Linked DNA regions of Homo sapiens: region 2 is linked to region 1. A link is a loop called in an ENCODE intact Hi-C map of the cell type or tissue named here. Cell type or tissue: tibial artery. All regions are shown on one strand.

The links. Hi-C counts contacts between places; a loop is a spot of excess contacts. Peaks named below come from ENCODE experiments on the same cell type or tissue, not always from the same donor. Only the 100,000 strongest peaks of a DNase experiment are listed, where the experiment ranks them.
Region 2: it touches region 1 in a loop (1.8-fold over the local background); 11 of 110 quality-filtered maps call a loop at or near these places.

The regions. Positions count from the first base shown.
Region 1 is chr2:47,051,352-47,059,351 of GRCh38, reverse strand. TTC7A (tetratricopeptide repeat domain 7A) reads right to left here. Exons shown (of 20, transcript NM_020458.4): 18 at 7,472-7,606. Among named protein-coding and RNA genes, the nearest start is that of STPG4, 100 kb to the left of the region's middle. RefSeq lists enhancers at 1,414-1,503, 2,804-3,752 and a silencer at 7,499-7,705. In tibial artery, no CTCF peak of the experiment used is centred here; no DNase peak of the experiment used is centred here; H3K27ac peaks cover 6,457 bases.
Region 2 is chr2:47,001,284-47,009,283 of GRCh38, reverse strand. It overlaps TTC7A (tetratricopeptide repeat domain 7A), which reads right to left. Exons shown (of 20, transcript NM_020458.4): 9 at 3,225-3,362; 10 at 2,560-2,643. Among named protein-coding and RNA genes, the nearest start is that of TTC7A, 64 kb to the right of the region's middle. RefSeq lists enhancers at 2,072-2,968, 4,182-4,894 and a silencer at 6,546-6,711. In tibial artery, no CTCF peak of the experiment used is centred here; a DNase peak (open chromatin) is centred at 4,999; H3K27ac peaks cover 8,000 bases.

The sequences.
Region 1 (8,000 bases):
GGTGCTATAATCCATACTTAAAAAATGCAGGTGGCTGGGCTACAGGCTCACGCCTGTAGTCCCAGCACTTTGGGAGGCCAAGGCGGGTAGATCACGAGGTCAGGAGTTCAAGACCAGCCTGGCCAGGATGGTGAAACCCCGTCTCTAGTAAAAATACAAAAAAATTAGCTGGGCATGGTGGTGGGTGCCTGTGGTCCCAGGTACTTGGGAGGCTGAGGCAGAGAGTTCATTGAATCTGGGAGGCGGAGGTTGTGGTGAGCTGCGATCGCGCCACTGTGCTCCAGCCTGGGCGACAGAGTGAGACTCCATCTCAAAAAAAAAAAAAAAAAAAAAAAAAAAAAAGCAGGCTTAGGAGGTGAGGACCCCACTCCATTCCCTCACTGAGAAAGGGCAAAGCCAGGGCTGGACTCCCAAGCAGTTCTGTGGCCTCCCTCCAAAGCAGACACACACCCCTTTGGGCCAGCAGGCAGGGGAGGATCTGTCCTGCAACCAGAGGAGTAGGAAATGGGGCAGTTTCTCCAACCCAGGCCAGCCCCCACACACACACATTTCAGACCCACGTGGCACAGGCACACCCCACGGTAGGCACTTTAGGAGACGCGGCTCTTCGGCCTCACTGGGCACTCAGCCTTTGTCCAAAGCAGCCCCCAGGCTTGGCTGCCCACTCCTGGGGCTGAGCCTATGCTGAAGGCACAGAAGGATCAAGACACAGATGAGGAACGCAGAAGGGCCAGCAGAGTCTGACTTGTGGTTTTGCCAAGAACCCTGCCTAGCAAAAGCTGACAGCTGAGGTTACCCTAGTTCAGATTATGTCTGGGGTGGGATAGAGAACAGAGATGCCCAAGGGAAGCTCCCAGAAAGAGGTGGAGAAACCAGGCCCAGACATTCCCTCTTCCTGTCCCAGTAGGCAGCAGGAGAGGCCTAACTAAAACCTTGACTGCAACACAGGCACTGGGGTACTTAGCACGAGCATTGCCTAAGGTTCATTGTGCAACCCGAGTAGCCTGCCACATCCTAAAATACAACGCTTTCTGAGTGAGAGGACTCTGGTTTTTCTCTAGTGGAGATGAGAACTTGGGAGGATCAGAGAATTAAACACAGAGAAGCCAGGCTTCCTGGATATGGGAGAGAAATGCGGGCTCTAGTCCCTGGGGACAGCCTGAAATGGAGATTCCCAAGGCAGAGAGCAGAGGAAATGGGGTCTTTGAACCCAGGGGCAGATGGCTGGTAGGGGGAGGGGTCAGAGATTTGGCTCTCTCAGCCTCAGCTCTCCCTCTCCGCTTTGCTGTTGAGCTGCTGCTGGGGCATCTGAACAGGCTGCCCTCATAACTGAGTGCTTAACATACAACTTTTGAGTACTGACTATGTGCCTGGTCTCCCCACAAGGAGGAGAAAGAGTGGGGACAGGAGTGGGAGCAGCTGAGCCACTAAACCACTTCAGAGACCAGGACAGTGGAATGACAAGTGCCACATCTGAGTGTTATGGGCACTCAAGAGGGGCTAGGTCGATGCTGCTGGTGTGGTCAGGGAAGTCTTCCTGAGGGAGGAGGCATTGGAGCTGGAGCCTGAAGGCTGCAGAGGCCTTTGGACTAAGAGGACAAGGAAGATGGGCTGGGCTCCACTGTGGCAGAATCCCCCAGGGTCACGAGAGAGGAGAAGCAGAAGGAAGTGTGTGGGTGTGACTTTTGCAGGGTGGCTGCTTCCTCCATCGCCAGAAGCTCAGTTTAGCTGAGGGCCCAGGAGTCAAGCTCCCCACTCCCCTGGTCTACTTGGCCCTGGCACAGCTGATTAAGCTGTTTACAACTTGCTGCGCTGTCTCCAGAGGCTGCCCCTTGTCCCTCCCTTGGGGACCCCTCATAGTGTATTCACATCAACAGATTTTAATTAGAGGGTACCCCACCCAATCCCAATCCCTCTTGCCTCGGGGCCCTGGTTCTTCCAGAGGCCAGGGCCTTGCTGGGCTGGCCACACACCAGAGAGCACGCCCTGAAGAACCGTTAGGGCTGCTCCACTGATGGGCTCCATTCCCAGTTAGACAGGAAACCAGAAGACACAGACCAGAGCCCAAGCAGGGAAGCCTCCTGAAGGCTTCTGGCAGCCTGGCAGACAGTGCCCAGCAGGGCCAGCCTCCAGGGTAGGCCTCTGACCTGCACACAGGCCCAAAGGTCTGGGGTGACAATGCACTGCCCCTTGCTAGTCTCAGTGTCCCTGAGCAGATGCCTTCGGCTCCTGCTCGACGCTTTGCTAGCCATGGTCAGATAGCTGCAGTAGCCCTGGGGCGCCGCATCCACCCACGGCCCTGATCCTTCCCAGCCTGGCCGTGGCTGCCAGGACCCAGTGGTGCCCACATCCATCCCAGCATCCCCTGGCCAGGGCACCACATTTTCCTTGAATTTTCATTGTCGAGGTCATCATCCAGCACACGGGGCTGGATGGGGGGGAGGGGTCAGAGATTTGGGCACACGGTGCCCCTGCTGCACCCTCAGCGTCAAGGGGCCCCTCCATTCCTTCATGCTGTCTTCCCCTTTCTGATTTTCCCTCTGCTCTCATCATCCTCCTGCCTACCCCCTGACCTCTTCTCTTGCTTGTCTGTCTCCGGTTTTCCTCCTCTTCCCTCCATCTCTCTCCACCCCCTCTCCTCTGTGCTTTCTCTCGGCAGGCTACAAATGGAAAACATCTGTTCCCTGGAGCTTTGCAAGAGGCCCTTTTATTATTTTTTTGAGGCATCCTGGTCTAACCCTGCACCCAGAGCTGGTTCCAGTCTTCCTGCCAAAGCCGAGGCTCTCCCACCCCGGGCAGGGGGATGGGCCCACTTTCCATGGGCTATTTCCACACCCCCTTTGCAGGGAGGGCCTTGCCCGCAGGCTGGCCCTGTGCTAATGAGCAGGGTACAGAGAGCCTGGGCCCACCCCCAAGGCCTCTTAGGGCTTCTCCAGGTGAGTGTGCTTCCTACAGAGACCCTCCCCCAGACTTCAGAGAGGTGAGCCACAGGGCAGGAGAGAAATAGGTTAGTCCCCCCAAAAGAATTCACCATGGCTAGCCTTGACCCTCAGTGGGGGCCATTTGGGTGACCCAAAGGAAATAAGCATCAGACACTCAGAGCATATAAATGCCCAGAAAAAGAAGGAAGGTGGGGAGAGGGCAAGGGAGGAAGGAGAGTGAAGATCAAGGGGACTAGAATGGAGAACGCCCAGGCCAACACAGGGAATCCAAAGGTCTCCAGGGAGTTCTCAGGTTGGTCTGAGACCCTCCATCCCTGGGACCTAGAGGGCACAAGGCAGTCAGGGGCTGCATGGGCCTGTCCTGAGAGTGGCCTCGCTGACTCGGGAAGCTGGGAGGAGGGAAGAAAAAGCTGGAGCCAGGGAAGAGGAGGACGTGGGAAGAAGGCACTGAATGAAGACAGGAGGGGGGCAGGAAGGATGACAAAGAGTAGAGGAGCATGTAGGACCAAGGGTGAGCGCCAGCTTCTCCCTGGACTATGGCTTCATCATAAACACCCGCTTCAGCCACAGCGCTGGCCACCCCACCCCAGCCCCCCAAGTCTGCCCAGGAGACACCTGGGGTGGCCTCCAACTGCGGGCCAGAGCACCGGCACCAGACCACAGGAGTCTGGCACTGGGGAGCTGAGACTCAGGCCAGCTTCCCCTAAACCTGGAGAAAGCCCAGAGCTACCCATGAGCCCTTGGACCTCCAGGGTAGGGGCACTCTCCCTACATGCGTCTCCTGCTCTGGCCCACTGTCAGCTCCCAGAGCCGTGACCTGGGATCATGGGGGTCATGGGGGATGAAGGGGTAGTTCTTGCTTTTAGGGAAAGCACCTCTCTCAACACTCAGATCCTGGAGCATCTATGGGACTCTGTGCCTCTCCCACTCTCACACAGACCCGCTGCCCAAGAGGCATTGCCCTGCAGCCCGTCTCTCAAGTGGGTACCATTCATCAGCTTCTCGCACTGGACTGGAATTGGAAGGAGGCTTGAAGAAGGGAGGAGAGGAGGGCAAGAGTTGAGAGAGGAAGGCTACGACAGTCTCTTTGAATTCAACCAAAGAGTGAATTCACGATGGAACTTACTGCCATACAGATTGGGATGCAATTTATCTTGAACCAAACCAGGGGGATTAGCTCCTTCCAAAATGATCAAGGCATCTTTTTCCCTTCCTGCAAATTTGCTGCAGCTGGTGGAGTCATTAGGCAGGGTTTGGCGGGGGGATGCTGATTGTATTCTTAGCCTGGGTCAGGTGGGGGAGGCGGTTTAGGGAGATCATTGCCCTGGTGATCTGGTCCTGGCAGCCCTCCATTCAACAGGTGCTTGGTAGATGCTTGCTAGTGATGATGGCAGCCAGGGGAGGGGAGAGGGCTCAGGGGGTGCAAATTACCCTGGAATTCTCTCATGCTCAGAATGAAAGAACTAGGACACCTTCTCATGTTCCTTTCCTGGCCGTGGCGGTTGTGCACCAGTCACCAGTGTATTCTCCCCTTCTTCTAGCAGGATAGATCCCCTGACTTTTTTTTTTTTTTTGAGACAGGGTCTCACTCCCATTGCCCAGGCTGGCATGCAGTGGCACAGTCTCAGTTCACTGCAGCCTCGACTTCCTAGGCTCAAGTGATCCTCCCACCTCAGCCTCCAGAGCAGCTGGGACTACAGGCATGCACCACCATGCCCAGATAATTTTTTTGTATTTTTAGTAGAGATGGGGTTTTACCATGTTGCCTGGGTTGGTCTTGAACTCCTGGGCTCAAGTCGTCTGCCTGCCTCGGCCTCCCAAAGTGCTCGGATTACGGGCATGAGCCACCGCACCCGGCCTGATCCCCTGACTTTTAATGGGACACCCAGAATAATGACATCTGCCAGAGCCCTCGGCAGTTAGGGGCAGTCAAATAACTAAGTTCTGGCCAATGGATCATGAGGGGAGGTGATGTGTGCCAATTCCAGGACATGTCCTTATAGGGAAGGGGGTGCCTTTCTTCCTTGTAAATCGTTTGCCTTGGAATGTGAATGTGGCAGAGAGCCATCCTGGACCACATGGACGACAGTGATACCCTAGGGACAGAAGAGTCGCTGTCCCAGTCAAGGCTGTCATCTGTAAACTGTAAACTGTTACATGAGAAAGAAATAAGCACCCACCTTGTGCAAGACACTGCTATTTTGGATCTGCTACATGCACCCAAACTGGTCTCCTAATACTACACTGCCTGACCCTGATGCAGCGCCACATTCAAAGCATTCAGATGCTGTTCTCGGAGTTCTCTTCTGTGGAGTGAATATCTAAGACAATGACCAAAGAAGAAAGGCTCATGTGCAAATGACTGAAAGGCATGTGTTTCTCTTGACATTCCCAAGTCTAATTACTGGCTTCAGGAGGGCCTTTAACCTTACTTGGAGTTATCAGCACATGCTAACATCCCTAGTATAAAGCAATATACAACCTGAGAACTGCAAGCAAGCTTGTGATGATGGTAGTAAACAAACAAGACAAATCAGGCCGGGCGCAGTGGCTCACGCCTGTAATCCCAGCACTTTGGTGGGCCACGGCGGGCAGATCACTGAGGTGAGGAGTTCGAAACCAGTGTGGCCAACATGGTGAAACCCTGTCTGTACTAAAAATACAAAAAAAATTAGCCGGGCACGGTGGCACACACCTGTAGTCCCAGCTACTCAGGAGGCTGAGGTGGGAGAATCACTTGAACCTGGGAGGTGGAGGTTGCAGTGAGCTGAGATTGCACCACTGCACTCCAGCCTGGGCCACAGAGTGAGACTCTGCCTCAAAAAACCAACCAACCAACCAACCAACCAACCAACCAACCAACCAAACAAACAAACAAAAAAACCCACCAAAAACCCGCCCACCAAAACCAAGGCAAATCATTCAAACAAAGGCCTGGGAGCTCTGGTACAGGCAACCCACAACTGCAGAATCTGATCACTGTGTTACGCTGCATTCCTTAAAGCTGGTGAAGCCCCCATCATGGGTGCGAAGCTGTGGGGGCTGGGGCTCCATGCGGCCCCTTGGAAGTTGGAAGTCATTATTTTAGTCTTAGAAGTCATTAGAATCTTAGAAGACGACGGGAACCTTTGCCTAAGGCGAGGCCTTGTTTATTATTCCTCTGGATTTTTCAACATCCCTCTTCCTACTTAAAACCCAACAAGCTGACTGTGGAGCAAGTGCAGCCTCCGCCCACCCCCAGCATCCGAAGGGACCCCGAGATGCTAACTGGGACAGTTTCTGCATTGTTAAAGTGCTCCCATGTCTAGCCTTCCTGTGAATCCTATCCAATGTTTTTTGCAGATTCAGAACCTACAGTGGGGAGAGTGGGGGCGTACTGCATACTAATGTGCCGTATGTGAGGAACATGCAGTGGGAAACCTTAGATTCTCAGCTAACAAGCATATTCGGACTCTGACTTACCAAATCCCCATGTCCCAGTAAGAGATCATCAACTTTCGGTTTCTTCTCCAACTCCCCCCCTGGGGACAATAGCACACCCCCATGATGGAGAAGGAGCAGAGAGGAGGGTAATCAGAGAAAATGCAAGAGGTACTCCTGGGCCCAGAACTTCACGTGGGCAGCTCTAGGCCAAGGGGTTGTGTTGGCCTGGGGTACTTTAGGGGTCCATTTAGCCTATCCTCCTCCTCTGTCTTCTGCTGCCATTTTATTTCATTCAGGCACTTGTCATCTTTGGCTTTGGCTCTCTCTCTTTCCACTCTGATCTACCTCTCACACTACTGTCAGGGTAAATTTTCAAAACTCTTGGCAGCGAGTCCCTCCCGGGCATTCATAAGCCGGTGTTAAGACACTCGCTGTCCGTGGGGCCATGCTGCCTCTTCCTCCACCATGACTGCCATGGACGAGACGGAAGCCAAACACCTTTTGCTGAGCACTTGTAATGGCCACCCTGACTGTGTCACACATTGGCTCGTTTCAGATCAGGGCTAGCCAGCTGTGGGCTGCTTTCAGAACCCAGGTCTGTGGAACTCTGGAGCCAGGCTTCCTACAGCCTGCCTCCCCAACACTGGCTGGCCTTCAGACGCCTGGTGGCAATGGTATCACTTAGTTACCAAGAGGGACTGTCACCTGAATGGCAACCTCAAAGTTACCAGTCTTTCCTCCATCTTCAATGAATTCTACCCCCAGCCCTCTCTTTCTTGGGGCCTCCACACCTCCCCTCTCTGAGCTCTCCAGGGTTTGAAGCCTGTTTTTGAGACTGAGACAACTGTCCATCTGTGTGGCCTCTCAGGACCTCCAATCCTCTCACGTTTGGGCTTGCTGCCAGAGAAGCTCTCCCAGGCAGGAAGGCAGACACCATCTCCACTGGGCAGAGAAGGAGACCCACAGCCAGAGGCGAGGACTCTGTAACCCGCGTGGGCCTAGCAAGGTGTCCCCACCTCCCCACACTCCCTTCTCCAGGACAGGGCTCTGAGAGCATGGGTGGCCTGCAGACAGGCTGTGTGTGTCACTGGGACCAGGGCACTCACCAGCCTGCAGCCAGATCTGTTCCAGCGTGGTCCACAGCTGCATGGGGCCCTGCTTCAGGACCGAAGAGGGCATAGTCAGCTCTGACATGGCCTCCTCCAGCCGGGAGGCGGCGATGGACGAAGCCCGCCGGGAGCCTGCAGAGCAAGAGGGCACGAGCCGAGCAGTGGTCAGAGGTCCACACGTTGCAGGCCCCAGGAGCAGTCATTGCCCAGCACCATGGGGAGACAGGGCACCCTGAATCAGGGTAGGGTGGTGCGGCTGGGCAGCCAGAAAGCAGCTCACAGACCCACTAGGGAGGGCCCACTATGTCCTCTCACCCACAGCTGGGGAGGGGAGCTCTTTGGAGGAAAATCAGGCAGAGATCCCACTAGGATCTATTCCTGGGAAAACAATAATGTCAGCAAAGATGCTCTTTACGTGAACACAACAGAAATAACCTCAGTGTCCAACAATAGGGATTGATTAAAAATAAGTGGGGGTATAATCATCCCAGACTCTGCGATCATTAAAATAACAAAATACAAATAC
Region 2 (8,000 bases), 50 kb after region 1:
CACAAGAGGGTGTTAGCAGGTGACCAGCTCCTGCAGGCTGGGAGACTCCACAGGGTGCCCAGAGTGGGCGGGTGCCAGGGTGCCTGAGGGGCTTGAAGGCACTGTCAGGCTATCTACCTCCTCCTGAGGCCCTGCCCTGGGAACACCACTCCAAGTCCCTCCCCAAGGCCCCTCCATCCACACCCCAGCAAGCCTCAGGCTTCTCCTCGGCCTCCTTCTCATGGCTGCTGAACTCTGGATCCTTGCCACACAGGGTTCTCTAACCCTGACCCTCTGCATTCCACCCCGTTCCACCCCACCCCCACGTACACCAAAAAACGCTGCTATTTAAGGAGCCATCTGAGGACTCAGCAGCCGGAGCAGCAGCTTTTTTTTTTTTTGTCATGCTGGTTACCTAGCAACACAGCCAATGCAATTGCCGCACAGAGAGCAAGAGAAGGAACGACCTAAATCATGTCACGGAACTCATCCATTATTCCTGCAGGTTCAACTACCCAGACTCACCTTCTGGAAGGCCTTTCGGGCATAATCACAGATACAGGCCCTTGATTCCACCTTAGGCTTTCAGCAAAGGCAAGGTCTGGCCACTCTTGAGGGCTGCCTGGGACAATCAGGCAGACTGATTTGGTGGGCAGGGTTCCCAAGGGGGGTGGAGAATGCTTTCCAGAACAATCTCCTGCTGCACCGAACACACAGTGTCTCCAGCCCATGAAGCCTCATGCATGGGCAACTGGCCAATCTTAACTCCCTGATGCAAGCCCACTCCCGGGGCCACCTTGCTGGTCTGTGAAGGAGCCAAGTCGCGAAACCAGCTCCCTGGATGCTGGGATGGTGCCAGGCTGTGTCTGGATCTCTCTGAGTCCAGCTAGTCAGAGGCAGAAGACTCCTTACCTCCCAGGCTATCACGACACCTTTGACTGAGCCTGGAGAGCGTCTAGGAGCCTCTCTCGGATTTAAAGCTAACTTGCACGTGCAGTGAATTTTTCTGAGCAGGAGTCCTCAGCTTCCCTTACCTCCTGAAAGGAGTCCAGGACCCACAGAAGGGTGCGAACCACTGCTCTGGCCCTAGGCCTCTCCCACCTGTACTCACTGTCCCAAGATTAGACGGGCTTTCTGTGTTTCCCAGAGGTAGGAAGAACCTGCCCATGCCACTGTGAGCTGTCTCCCCAGGCTCCATGGAAGATCCAGCCCCACCTCCTCCCGGCCCTGTCCCTACTACCCCAGGCTGACCGGTGCCTTCAACACCTTCCTGTCCCCATCCCCACGGCCAGCTCGTCTTTTCCAGCCCCTTCACCGTTGCCCACATTGTCTCCTTTGCCTGCAGTTCTGTAGGAGGGTTTCTCTCACTCTCTAACCCTTGGAGGGCCAGGGCCTTGCCCTGTGTTCTGAATTCTCCCTGAGCCTTGACAAGACCCTGCTGAGCACAGAGCCAAGGAGATCATGCTGTGACTTCAAGATGCTCTGTGAGGTGTCCGATGTGATGGGGGAGAGGAGAGAGGTTTGGAAAGACACATGCCCAGCAGATGGGGGTAGGGAAGGCTCCCCAGCAAGCCTCTCCCCGCACTCAGGCTGCAGCACCTGCTCCTCTTCCCCCTCCCTGCCAGGGCCTGGCCTGCCTCGGCTGCCGAGGCCCCGAGCTGGCTGGCACGCCCTTGATGCGTGGAGGAGGCACTGGCAAGCCAGGAGGGCCCTCCTCAGAGACGGCTGCGGGGCCAGAAATGGAACGTGGCACAGATGGGCCAGGGGGGCGAGGAATTCCCTCAGCCCCATGAAAGGGCTCTGGATATTTACAGCTCCTGGAACAATCTGCAAGCTCATGCCACCTTATTTCCTGCATTCATAGCATCCTCAGCCCCAACACCCTCAGAACTCAGCTCCAGAAAGGTTTTCCTTTCATGTCACTGCTTAAAATAGAGGCTTATGTAAGTATAATTCTGATCGGAGCAAAAAGCAGGGGTGATGGCACCGGAGCTGGGTGGATAGAGAGTGAACTCATGCCCGGTGCTCCTTGCTCCGGGCAGCGTCCCGCCAGGCCCTGTCCCCATGCAGGTGCTCCCAGCCCCATGCATCATGCAGTACTCCCTCCGAACTCCCTTGTGGGTGCTGCTGTTCTGCTCTGCCCTTTAAGCTTCCCCTCCGAGGCAAGTCTCCAGTCCACAAGCAGGCCATTTCCTGATGCTATGCTCAGTGGACAGGATGAGAACTACAGCCCACGTGGAACAATGTTCACTCACCTGGATGCACCTCATATCCACCACATGCAGTCACATTATTAGCTCTTCAGCACAGAGGATACAGTGCTCCCATGCATGTACGCACGCTCAGAGAAAAGCATCCACAGACTCACACCAGCACACCGGCACACTCACAGCTCGCACGTGGACAGGAATTCACACAAGGTGTCTGTGTGGCCCACCCCACGCCCCTCACTCTCCCGGAGGTTCAAACCAGCGGCAGGATAATACCCACCCACTCCCCTGGCCAGAAAAGCCCCTCTGTCCATCTCAGCAGAGCCCCCTGCGGGTGAGTGTGCAACCCCTAGCGCCCCCTGGGCCTTACCTTCCCACAAGCCACCATGGAGAGGGCCACCTGGTACCAAAGGTGAAATTCTCCAAACGCAAACTTCATGGCTCGCTCCAGGCACTGGGGAGGGGAGATAGTCAGCATTTACCCACCAGGGGTCCTCCCACCCCAGCCATCCGCACCCTTCCAGGGTAGTTACTGCCCAAGTCACCGCTTTTGGGAGGCTGCAGGAGGCCCGCACTTGGCTCCTGGGAGACACCCTGCCGAAACCCAGTTCCTGCCCCTGGCTTGCTGTGTGACCCTACTCAAGTCTCTCACCCTCTCAGGCCCTCAGTTCACCTCCTTAACATGTGAATGATCTCACAGGGTGATGGCAAAGAGCAAATGGAATAAGATTTGTGAAAGTGCTTTCAAAACGTAGACATGTAATAAAAATAGCAGCGAACATTTATTATTACTGTGCATGGCACTGTTCTCAGCCTTTCACATGCACTCTCCCCAACAACCTTGTCAGGTGGGTTCTCTAACTACCCATATTTCACCAATGAGGAAGCTGAGACTTGTACAACTTGCCGAGGTCAAAGCGGCAGAGCAGCCTGGCAGGGGAATGACAGGTGGAGAAGGGACAAATGGCTCTGTCTGATTTCCTTTACAGACCACCTGACTCCGGAGAGTGGGGTGGGCTGCATGGCCGGCCGTACCTCCGAGAGCATGACGTACTGTCCCCTTCTGCCCAACGTGATGCTCAGGAGGTCATAGATGGCTGCGGCATTCTGCAAGCTCACTGTCCGGTCCTCCTCCTGCTCCGGCACCCGGCTCAGCACCACATCTCGAGTTGCCTGTGGGTGGGACATTGTTTGGGAAAGAGTGAGGAGAGTAGATAAGCAGGTGTCTGTCTTCGCAGGGCCCCCACCTTGCTGGCCCAGCCGCTATCACCTTTTTGCCACTGCCCCAAGCCAGAAAGATGGCCACACTCCCAGAAATGGCCTTTTCCTATCTCCACAAAGGCCCTCTCCAAGAGAGAAAATCCTTCACCCTTAGCCCAGTTTAGGTGAGGGAGCAGTTCTGAGGGGTCAAGCTTCTGGTATTCAATTTGTTATTCTACAAAATTTCAAGCCTACAGAAAAGTTGCAAGAATAGTCTCATAACCGAAAACCCTTCCTCAATGTTCCTCTCTCTATATAACTATTATTGTCCAGGATCCAGTCCAGGATCATACCTTGTATTCAGGTGCCATGTCTCTTTAATCTCCCTGTATCTGGAAGCGGCCCTCCACCTTTCTCTCTCATGACACTGGCATTTTTGAGGAGCACAGGCCAGTCGTTTTATGGAACAGTCCCTGGTGTGTTTGCAATTCTCACAATTACAGCAAGAGTTTTGGCTAAGATGTGAAAGTGCCTGGATTGGGTAGGTGGCTCTGCTGCTTGACTCTTGGTGGGGAGGTTGGGCTGTGGCCCCCAGTGCCCTCTTCTCTTCCTCTTCAGCCTCTCAAGTAGCTTTGACAACGACATTCCCAGAGCCCCCCCCTCCCTTCCTCTCTGTGTCCAGCCCGGACCCTCTCCTGGCTCCTTCCAACCATGGAAACTCTCCTCCGTCCCTCCCCAGGGAGAGCTTCCCCACACTCAAGAACTCTGCTCTTGGCGTCCAGCGCCGAGGATTTCAGTAGCTCACAGAGTTGCCAGATGGCTGCTGGGGGTGGCGGTAGGAGAGGGAAAGGTGCTGTATGAGCGGGAAATTCTGTCTAATTCCAAGAGGGGAGCTCCTCATCACCAAGCCAGAAGCTCCCCATCAAGGATGTGGGACTCTTGTGTTCTTTGGTATGTGCAGATAGTCCCACCCCTCTGCCCACCTCTATACCCTGGGGGCAACACGCAGGCTGGGGGCAAAAGGTGGAAAGGGAGAAGCTCCTCAGCTGCAGGAGTCATGGGGGCCTCCAAGCAGCCACAGGGCAGGGACTTAGGCAGAGGACACTCTGGGGCCAGAAATGGTAACATATCCACCCCCACTCCAAGGGCTGTGCGGGAGCTGGGCAGAGCTGTGTTCTGGGCAGATGCTGCTGGGGGCCGCCCCCAGCATCCTCCCTTCTCCTGCTCATTCCCCTCTGCCAAATGGGGCTCTCTCCTGCATCTCCCTCCCTCTGTCTGAGCCTCCTTCTGTACAATAGTACTTGCCCTCCTCTGCTTCCATACACAGGACCTCAAGACCAAGGACTCAGCCTTCCTAACCGAATAAAAAGGAGCTGCCAGCCCTAAAAACCCAGATCTCCCTCATCAGAGCTACCCCATCCCTCCTATGCAGCAAGTGGGCCTCACAGCTTCCCTTGGGCAGGACTGCTCTCCCCTCCTCCAGGTGAGGCGCTGGAGGCAGAAGCCCAAGCCCCTGAGGCCTCCAGACCACAGGCTCTGGGTGTGTCCTGCAGCGCAGGGCTGGAGGGAGTCCTCCCAGAAGCCTCTGGAAGCCAAAACACCTCCAAGACCCAAGGAAGTGACTCACCCTGGGGGACAGCTCAGTCACTGAGAGACTGGTGGCCAGGGGTTCTGATGGCTGCCCTGTTGCCACAGTTGGTGAGTGCTGCCCATGCCCCCATGGACTTAGATGGCCCAGGAGAGGGTGCCGGGATGCCCGGAAATCCCGGCAAGGCTGAGCTCTGGAGTCAGCCTGTGGAACAGGAGCCACTCAGGAGCTCCAAAGGGTTGAAGGAGAGGAGTGGAGAAAGAAGGTGCCAAGAAATCCCCCTCCTTCCCAGTGAAGTCCACCCACACAGCCACCAACAGGAAGAGAGAAGAAATTCTAGGGAGAGGGTTGGCAGGAGCTAGTCCCCTGAGCCAACTAGGAATACAGCCCTCGTTCTGTCCCCGGCGATGTACTGACCCACTCCACCACCTCCAGCAGCTCCCCAGCTCTGGCCACCCAGGGTGGGGACCCACAGGGGCGGCCTCCAACAGGCAAGAGTGGCTCGGGTGTGAGAGGACGGGGGCACAGAGGCCCTGCCCATGGGGAGAACAGGAAGGAGCAGCATTATAGGATGCACATCCCCGAGTGGAGGCTGACCTGGAATTCTGGTGGAAGCAAGAGGTTATGATGGGAGCGGGTGGAGCCAGGCAGTCTGCAGGGGTGGGAAGAAGCTTGGCTGGGCACATCCAGGGTCTGGGGACCCTCCTGCCTGTCTGTGCAGACCAATCTTGTTCAGGGGATAGTGGGCTGCGAGCCATCACTATGGCCATCAGGATAAAATCTAAACTCCTTTCTGGGGCAGCCTAACTGGCGGGCTTCTCTCCAGTGACATGGAACCCCTTGCTGGTCCCTACAGTCACCATGGCCCATCTTCGGTCATGCTGCAGTTCCCTCTATCAACCTGGACACCTTCTACCTCCTCACAACCCCATTCAGGACCACCCTCTTACAGCACCATCCCTAACTCATCTCACCAGGAGAGGTCAGGCCTCTCCTGTCCTCCCCCAACCCAGCCCATGCCTCAGCTCACATGCCCCCGTCTGGTTCACCAGTTCTTGCTCATGGCTAGACTCCTGGCCCCAGGCACAGCCTCACGCACAGAACTTGACTCAACCTGCAGGGTGTGACACTCAGGAGAGAAAGACTCTGGGCCTGGAGTGGAAACCTCCCCCTGTCCACCCTAGACCTTGACCTTTAAGAGAACAGTGTCTGAATTTGTGTCTGGCAGAGGGAGGGGTGGATTTTCAGAACCGGGCGTTAATTAGGTCAGAAGAATAGGAACAGAAGAGAGGAGCATACTAGCAGCAGCGGCAGCAGCAGCAGCACAAATCCTCAGGCTGGTGATAGGCCCTCAATAGGCAGGCAGCCAGGAAGGCTCCCTGGGGGTCCTAGGGACTGGTGCGAACTGGGGCCTGTGCAAGAGAGGGCTGTGATTCCCCAGCCAGAAGCAGAAGTGGGCTGAGTGGTTACTATGGCTTTGGGGCAGGGCCGAAGTGAAATATTCCTGGTGGTTGCTGGGCAGTGCCTGTGTGTGTAACCATGGCAACAGGGAGGGGTAGGGGGAAATGGGACAGAGAAAAGGCAGGCATGGGGGCTGGTGGGTAAGCCACAGCAGAACAGAATTAATGTGCAGCTCAGGGGCCAGGGCTAGCCTCTGAGGCCAGGGCCTCAGACACTATGGGAGCATCAGTTCCTTCCCAGCACCCCCAGCTGTCCTGCTCCCTCCTCCCTGGCTCACTGCCCTCAGGCCACATGGTGTACCCCCATGCTCTGGGAGTAGCTCTGACCTAGTCCCAGCCACACTCTTTCCCTTCCACCATTGAAGTGGCCTCAGAATCCTGCTTTCTTTCATTAGAAAATCCTCTAGATCAAATGCAGTAACAGATGTGAATGCACTTGTGACCCTTAAAGTAATACATGAACATTAAATCTTCTCACCGTCTCTTCCTCACTGTTCTTAGAATAATGGCAGAATGTTCTCCTCTGGTTTCTCCCTGCCTAGTGTGCACTGCCATAACCCCCACACCCACCCCAAGGCTGCCCAGCGCTGGGGATGCACTGCTCCGTTTAATCCATGCATTTAATCCCAGGATTTAAACCTAGGGCTTGTGTAGTTGTCCTGCTCCTAGCCTTTGTCCTTCCGGCTGTTCTCCTAGGGTAGCCCCTCCTCAATTAAAGAACATTCACTGCAAGCCTTCTGGCAGGTCAGAAGAGGAGAAGCCAAAGAAACAACGCTAGTCCCCATACACCCATCACCCAACAGCTCAGCACTGCTAGCATAACACATTTCTGGTCTTTGACCAAGTATCCATGAAGCAAACATGGGACCTTAGGGAAAGGCCTCAGGCAGGCTGGCCCATGAGAAACCCAAGGCAGGGACTACTCTTGGTCAAACAGCCAGCCCTATGCGTGTGACATGCATTACTCTTTTTTTTTTTTTTTTTTTTGAGACAGAGTCTCGCTCTTGTTGCCCAGGTTGGAGAGCAGTGGTGTGGTCTCGGCTCACTGCAACCTCCGCCTCCTGGGTTCAAGCAATTTTCCTGCCTCAGCCTCCCAAGTAGTTGGGATTACAGGCACCCACCACCACGCCTGGCTAATTTTTTTGTATTTCTAGTAGAGACGGGGCTTCACCATGTTGGCTAGGTTGGTCTTGAACCCCTGACCTCAAGTGATCCGCCCGCCTCGGCCTCCCAAAGTGCTGGGATTACAGGCGTGAGCCACCGCTCCCGGCCTGCATTACTCCTTTAGAAGCTGAATTGTCACATCCACCGTCTCATCTGGCCTCACAGTAACCCTGGGCAGGGATGAAACCACTGACCACCCCCCACCCTCTGCAGATGAGGACACTGAGCCCCAGAAGATGAACTACCTTGCATAAGGTCCCAGGGAGCTGAGGCTGAACCACCCCCCATTCCCTCAGTCGGCCAGTCTGGGACTGCTGCTGCTTGCCTGAGCTCTAGCTGCCTGGGGGCTCCTCTGCCAGCTTTTTCCAACCTAGTAAGATACAAGACTAGTCCTGATCC